2 separate regions of the Homo sapiens genome follow, and region 2 is linked to region 1. A link is a loop called in an ENCODE intact Hi-C map of the cell type or tissue named here. Cell type or tissue: CD4-positive, alpha-beta T cell. All regions are shown on one strand. Links, peaks and the distances in the headings refer to the core of each region. The heading gives the core; the rest is flanking DNA.

Evidence for each region. A loop is a pair of places that touch in the nucleus more often than their neighbours do. Peaks named below come from ENCODE experiments on the same cell type or tissue, not always from the same donor. Only the 100,000 strongest peaks of a DNase experiment are listed, where the experiment ranks them.
Region 2: a loop joins it to region 1, with 9 times the contacts of the local background. A loop is called at or near these places in 2 of 110 quality-filtered maps.

Annotation. Positions count from the first base shown.
Region 1 is chr16:17,379,783-17,382,282 of GRCh38, reverse strand. All of the region lies in intron 1 of XYLT1 (xylosyltransferase 1), which reads left to right. Among named protein-coding and RNA genes, the nearest start is that of XYLT1, 90 kb to the left of the region's middle. In CD4-positive, alpha-beta T cell, for the core only: no CTCF peak of the experiment used is centred there; a DNase peak (open chromatin) is centred at 1,482.
Region 2 is chr16:16,854,609-16,859,524 of GRCh38, reverse strand. No RefSeq gene overlaps it. Among named protein-coding and RNA genes, the nearest start is that of NPIPA7, 480 kb to the right of the region's middle. RefSeq lists an enhancer at 1,981-2,548. In CD4-positive, alpha-beta T cell, for the core only: no CTCF peak of the experiment used is centred there; no DNase peak of the experiment used is centred there; H3K27me3 peaks cover 190 bases.

The sequences.
Region 1 (2,500 bases), core at 1-2,500:
AAATGGGCCCACCGTGGAGCTCTCCGTGTACCTGTGATGATGTGCAGTGATACTTTCCACCCCAGAAAGATGGAGAGGCCCAAATACCGGCATCTCCATTTGCCCCTTCTTGCAGCCTTTTGGCCCAAAGTGGCTTCTCTCACTGTGAATCTAGCCAAGAGAGTGCCCAGCACATAGTGGGTGTCCAATGACAATTGAGGGAGGGGGCACGGCACAGTGGGTAAGAGCATGGACTCTGGAATCATCCCTGCCCTCATCCCAATTCTGGAAGGTGGCCTCTCTGTGCCTCAGTATTGTCATCTGTTCAATGGGGAAAATACCAACAGATGCTTCATGGGCTTGCAGTGAGGATTAACTGAGATAAAGTTGAAGTGCACTGTTAGCCCACATCCATTGCCACTGTTAGTTGAGTAAATAAATTCATTCCTAGAAATCTTAATTTCTCCTTCTGTAATGTTTCCTTGGATTTAGAATCAATTTCATAGACTGTCAGAACTAAAATGTTAGACATTTTCTATTAATAATTCAATCTCCATTTATTTTATTAAGATATTGCGACCAGGCACAGTGGCTCACACCTGTATTCCCAGCACTTTGGGAGGCTGAGGTGGGTGGATCATTTGAGGTCAGGAGTTCAAGACCAGCCTGGCCAACATAGTGAAACCCCGTCTCTATTAAAAATACAAAAATTAGCCAGGCATGGTGGTGCATGCCTGTAATCCCAGCTCAGGAGGCTGAGGCAGGAGAATTGCTTGAAACTGGGAGGCAGAGGTTGCAGTGAGCCGAGATCATGCCACTGCGCTCCAATCCAGCTTGGGTGACAGAGTGAGACTCCATTTCAAAAAAAAAAAAAAAAAAAAAGGTGTTGCCTTTTATTTGTTCTTTTTTTTCTTTTTTGTTTGAATAGCATGAAATAAATAAAATTGTCCAGCTTTATTGAAATGTAATTAGCTTGTGATAAATTATGCATATTCAAAGTGTAAAATTTGATGAGTTTTGATATCTGTATCCACCTGTGACATCATCACCCCAAATTATTGGATATAATGAACATCACCCCCAGGATTTTCTTATTTCTCTTTACAATAACTACCTCCCTCTTCCCCAAACCCCATCCACAGGCAAACAACTGATGAGCTTTCTCTCACTCTAGATTTGTTTACATTTTCTGAGTTTCAAACATTAGCGATTAATTGAAAAGTTCTAAAACGCTTTGCAGGCCAAAACAAACAAAAAAAGAAACAACGACAACAAAGTATAGCCCCTCATTGTCCACTCTCACCCCCAGCCCCTGGAAACTGCCATTCTTCTTTCTGTGTCTATGATTTTGACTACGCTAAGTACCTCCTATAAGTGGAATCACACAGTATTTGTCCTTTTGTAACTGGCTGGTTTCTCTTAGCATAAATAATGTCTTTGAGGTTTGTCCCTGTCACGGAATGTGTCAGAATTTCCTTCCTTTTTAAGGCTGACTAGTCCATGGTATGTGTGTATTGCATTTGGTTTATCCACGCAGATCTTCCAGGAGGGACACTAGGCTAGCTTTCCCCTTTTAGCTACTGTGAGTAATGCTGCTTTGAACACAGATATGCCAATAGCTGTTCAAGCCCCTTCTTTTCACTAGGTTGTGAACCCAGAGGAGGAATTGCTGATTATATAGCATTTGACATCTAGTTTTTCTATATTTAATTTTTTGAGAAGCCACCTTATTATCCCTCCATCTGTGAATGACACTTGCTTTTTAAATATAAGGAGTATAAGCATGTGATAACAAAATTCCCCCATGAGAAAAGGATATAAAATAGGAGACTTCTCCTTCTTTTCCAGTCTCTGTCTTTAAAGGAATCATTGCTAACAATTTCTTGTATATCCTTCCATGGGATATACAACCACTTTGCAGAGTTACTGAGAGTCAACTGCTTCGTCTGCTAAATGGGCACATCTCGCTCCAACCACCTCTTTTTATTTTTATTTATTTGTTTATTTATTTATTTAGAGACAGATTCTGGGTCTGTCGCCCAGGCTGGAGTTCAGTGGCATGATCTCAGCTCACTGCAACCTCCGCCTCCTGGGTTCAGGTGATTCTTCTGCCTCAGCCTCCCGAATAGCTGGGATTACAGGTGTGCACCACCATGCCTAGCTAATTTTTGTGTTTTTAGTAGAGATGGGGTTTCACCATGTTGGCCAGGCTGGTCTCGAACTCCCGACCTCAAGTGATCCGCCTGCCTTGGCCTCCCAAAATGCTGGGATTACAGGTGTGAGGCACTGCTCCCAGCCCTCCAACCACCTCTTAGCATTGTTGCCAGACACAAAGGAAAATGGAGACAAAAGTGCATATTTCTTCCAGAACTATCAGAGGCCAGCAGGTCTTCCTACAGAATTCAGCCTAAGCAATCTTTCAAATACAAATACAAATGATGGTCTTTGGAAAGACCAGTATTTTCAAAAGTGTCTTGAGAGTGAATGTCTGGCTCTCTGGAGGTAAGGGGTGTGTGTGTGT
Region 2 (4,916 bases), core at 997-3,496, 520 kb after region 1:
GAGTCGTGTAGGTACAGAAGGCCACTAGAAAGGAGCAGGCTTTTGGTGGAGGAACACAATCCGGCGGAGACCACCTTTAGGGGATGAACACTGCAGCCTCCCACTCCTGCCTCACTCCTCCCTCCTCTCTCCTTTCTCCTCCTAATTGGTCAAACCCAGCCAGAGGTGATGACGTTCCAATGACTCCATCTGCCATGGAAGGAACAAGGTGGAGGTGGGTGAAGAGCACATCCAGGGGATGGATGGAACATAATTGACCCACATGTGTTGAATTTAAAGTATCAGTAGGGGTTGGGCACAGTGACTCACACCTGTAATCCCAGTGCTTTGGAGTGGGGTCCCTCTTTGGCGGGCCGACGCAGGATGATTGCTTGAGGCCAGAAGTTGCAGACCAGCCTGGGCAACATAGTGAGACCTCGTCTCTAATTTACAACGTAGCTGGGTATGTTGCTAAGTGTTCCAAGCACTAATAATAGTATGCCTGCAGTTCCAGCTCCTCGGGAGGCTGAAGCAGGAGGGTCACTTGAGCCCAGGACTTCGAGGCTGCAGTGAGCTATGACCACACCACTGGACTCCAGCCTGAGTGACAGAGTGAGACCTCATCTCAAAAAAATAAATAATCAGGGCCAGGCAAGGTGGCTCACACCCGTAAGCCCAGCACTTTGGGAGGCCAATGTGGGCGTACTACCTGAGGTCAGGAGTTCGGGACTAGCCTGGCCAACATGCCAAAACCCCATCTCTACTAAAAATACTAAAATTAGCCGGGCATGGTGGTGGGCTCCTGTAATCCCAGCTACTTAGGAGGCTGAGGCAGGAGAATTGCTTGAGCCTGTGAGGCGGAGGTTTCATTGAGCCACAATCATGCCACTGCACTCCAGCCTGGGTGACAGAGTGAGACTTCATCTCAACAACAACAAAAAATTAAAATAAATAACTAAATAAATAATCCGTGGGATACTCAAGAGGAGATGCTGAAAAGGAAGCAGCATAAGCTGGAGCTCAGAGAAGAAATCCCAGTGACCAAGAATGCAGCCTGTCAGGTCTGCACTGCTGGGGACCCGGCCAAGATGCCCAAAGATTCAGTGGTGGGTGCAAGGAGAGAAGAGAGATTCCAAGTCTTGCTCACAGTATTTGAGAAGCCTGGCCAAAGAGGCACTTTGTAGAGGGCAGGACAAGCAGGGAGAAGAACTGAGATGATGATGAGGTTCAGGGAAGAAACTGGGAGGGTGGGATAGAAAGATAACTTGATACAGCTCAACCACCAGCCCCAACCAAAAAAAAGGTCAAGAAGCAGCAGGAAACTGCTAAGTCAATATCAAATGTGGCTCAACACAGGCAGCTGCCCCAGGGAAGTTCCATCCACATGCTCAGACAGCCTGACTCACCCACTCAACAGACAACTCCCTCTGGAATTGAGACACCCTCTTCTTGTGCCTTTGATTTCACGATTCCCCCTCCCACTCCCGTTCAGTTCCACAAAGCTTCATCCAGAATCTGTCTGCCAACTGCCAATTGTGAAGTGCAGTACGGCATGACGTTTTTAAATTTGGGAGAATTTGGAGAACTTTATGAGAATGCCTCAGAAAATTGGGATCACCAAGGAGGTCCTCCCCCTCTTCAATATTGTTTTTCATAAGCCTTCTGGTGCCTCAAATTTCACCATTAAAGATTCATTCCTTTGGCTTAAGGCTTTAATCCTCTATTAAATGTAAATCTCACTGACAAGCCGATAGTGTTTGGGGAATGAGGTCATACATTAAGCCTTATCTATCACTGACACCTCAATGAGAGCAAGTTGACAGTCTTTTCAAGAGCCAGGTTTAATAGGGGAGAAGGGAGATAAATGTAAAGGTATGGAGAAACTTAGCAGCAAAGGGAGAGATACTCAAGGGGATAGGATCAGAAACCAATGTTTATTGAGGCATTATGCTACTAAGAAAAAGAAGAATAGCTACCTTTTACTGACTGCTTAAATGTGTCAGGTTCCATGCTGTGTTTTTTACATATGGGGGCATCATTTACTGAGATACCTGTTTGTGTTTGTTCTTGTTGCTGAAGGATGCTCAAAAGATCAAGAGGGATTTTCCCTGCCTCATCTGAAAAACAAGTAAACAACCCTTGTGCTCTGAGACTGTTCTTCTTTATATCCCATTGGTTAGGGTGCTCTTAGGCAATAAAATATCCAAAGAAAAGTGGCTTAAACAGTGGGGAAAATGTCTCATCTCATCTCCCATCAGAAGGAGTCTGGAGGGAGGAGGCTCCTGGGTAAGTGATGTCATTAAGGACGTGGGCTCTCTTGGGTTTGGTCATGCTCAGCAGGTAACCTTGGTCCTTGAGATTCTTCCCTTTGATGCTCAATTGTCATGACATTGGACCAAACAAAAGGGGTTTTCCCCACTCTGTGTCTTGTCTTATAAACAAAGACTCAGTCTCCTACCAACTCACCATTCTGATATCTTTTAGGATATGACCATCATGTGCTTGGTCCAAGATGGCAGCAGCTGCATAGGAGACAGCAAGATGGAAGAAGAAAAGAACATCAAAGGGCAGGTATGTCCCTTAAAGAAGGCTCCCAGAAGCTGCCACCCACACTTTCTACCTAAATCTCTTTGTCCAGAACTCAACCACATGGCTATCCCTAGCTATGAGGCAGGCTGCAAAATGTCAGCCTTATTCTAGGCATTTCCTGTGTAGCTAAACATTCTGTTGGTGTGAGTGAAGAAGAAACTGGCTACTGAGGACAACTAGAGTCAATATTAACTCAGTAGAAACTATGAGACTTCCAGGACATAAGACTCATCCCAGCTTTGTTTAGGAAACATAAGCTCATTCATGAGGAAGGAAAATAGATCGGGGAGACAGTTGGGGTTTGGGGTGCCTGGAGGCAGGTAAAGCCTTGGCCTCCCATAACATTGAAGAGTGTGGAGGTTTGGGGTTTTCACAGGTGATTAGAACTGGGCTGTCTTTGAACACAGATCTCAGGGATACCAGGGTGGTTGGATACAGTGCCAAGACTTGGACAGCACTGGCAAAATTCCATGTGGTCAAACTTCTGGCTAGAAGAAAATACAATGGTCTTGAGGAACAGCCCTGGGTCTGTCGAGAGAACAAAGGCTGAGAAAGCAAGCAGGACAAACTCAGGAGCATCATGGAGCAGAAAGAGCAGCAGGAACTCTGGTGACTCCAAGGACTGAGGTCCAGGCCCCTCCCTCATGTTTTTTCCTTTTTTTTTTTTTTTTTTTTTTTTTTTGAGACACCGTCTTGCTCTGTCACCCAGACTGCAGTCTAGTGGCACAATCTCAGCTCACTGCAGCCTCCACCTCCGGGGTTCAAGCAATTCTCATGCCTCAGCCTCCCGAGCAGTTGCAACTACAGGCTCGCACCACCACACCCGGCTAATTTTTGTATTTTTAGTAGAGATGGGGTTTCACCATGTTAGCCAGGCTGGTCTTGAACTCCTGACCTCAAGCGATCCGCTCACCTTGGCTTCCCAAAGTACTGGGATTATAGGCATGAGCCACTGCACCTGGCCCCCTCCCTAATTTTTAAATCCCAAATAAGGGATTTAAAAGACCATTTATATCTTTGGGGATTGGTAGGGAATGCTCCTAAAGAAATCTGTGATTTATTTTCTCAACACTGTAGTTCTTGAGAGCCTACAGCCAGATTTACTCTGATTAAAACAAGTAAAGTGGATGAGCATGGTGGCTCACACCTGTAATCCCAGCACTTTGGGAAGCTGAAGTGGGAGGATCACTTGAGATCAGGAGTTTGAGACTAGCCTGATCAACAAAGCAAGACCTGGTCTCTACTAAAAATAAAAAATTAGCTGGGCATGGTGGTGCGAACCTATAGTCCTAGCTACTTGGGAGGCTAAAGTGAGAGGACTGCTCGAGCCCAAGAGTTTGGGGTTGTAGTGAGCTAGGATCACACCACTGCACTCCAGCCTGGGTGTCCCTAAAATGTATGTATGTAAAAATACGTAAATAAATAAATCAATAAAATGAGTGAAGTATTTTGGGCCTTTCTTGCATCAGGACGCTGTGAAGAAATTCACAGCCACTCATTTCCATTGTGATTGCAGTCAGGGCAGTCCTGTGAGGCTGCTGTTATCTTCCGCACATTACAGATGAGGAAGCTGAGATTCCAAGGAGTTAAATTACTTGTACCAGGCTTGGCTGGCCAGAGAGAGTCATATCTCTACTCCAAAGCCAATCCCATCACTCTGGTACACATTGAAAGAAAAGGAAGAGTAAACTCGCACAGAGGAAACTTACCAACTCCACAATACTGCCCACAGCCAGCCAGATCCTGTCTAGAAGGAGGCATGCATGGAGTGGAGACACCATCTTAGACATACTTGCATGTTCTCATTCACAAGTGGGAGCTGAACGCTGGATACTCGTGGACATAAAGGTGGAAATAATAGACACTGGGGGACTACTAGAGGGGAAGGGGAGGAGGGTAAGGGTTGAAAAACTAACCACTGGGTATGATGCTGAGTACCTGGGTGACTGGATCATGTGTATCGCACCCAGCATCAGGCAATATATCCATGTAGCAAACCTGCGTGTGTGCCACCTAAATCTAAAATAAAAGTTGAAATTATAAAAGCAAAAAAGATCAGCAAGTCAGGCCCCAACCAGTCCTGGACCCATCAAGGTGTAGTATTATTAGCGCCAAGAGCTGTTGTATAGAGCTCACCTCTCTCTATATAGTCCTTCTAAAGGTCCTTTCTCCATAGAGAAAGGTGCCCCATAGGCAGGAACATAAACCTGTTGAACCTCACTCAACACTTGGCAAGAGGGAAACACTCTGGGAAAGACAGCTTGGGAACAACCATTCCCTTTTCCAACCTAAGGTTATCAAACTGGCTATTTGGGCATATTCCAAAGGTGTGATCATGAAGGGATCAT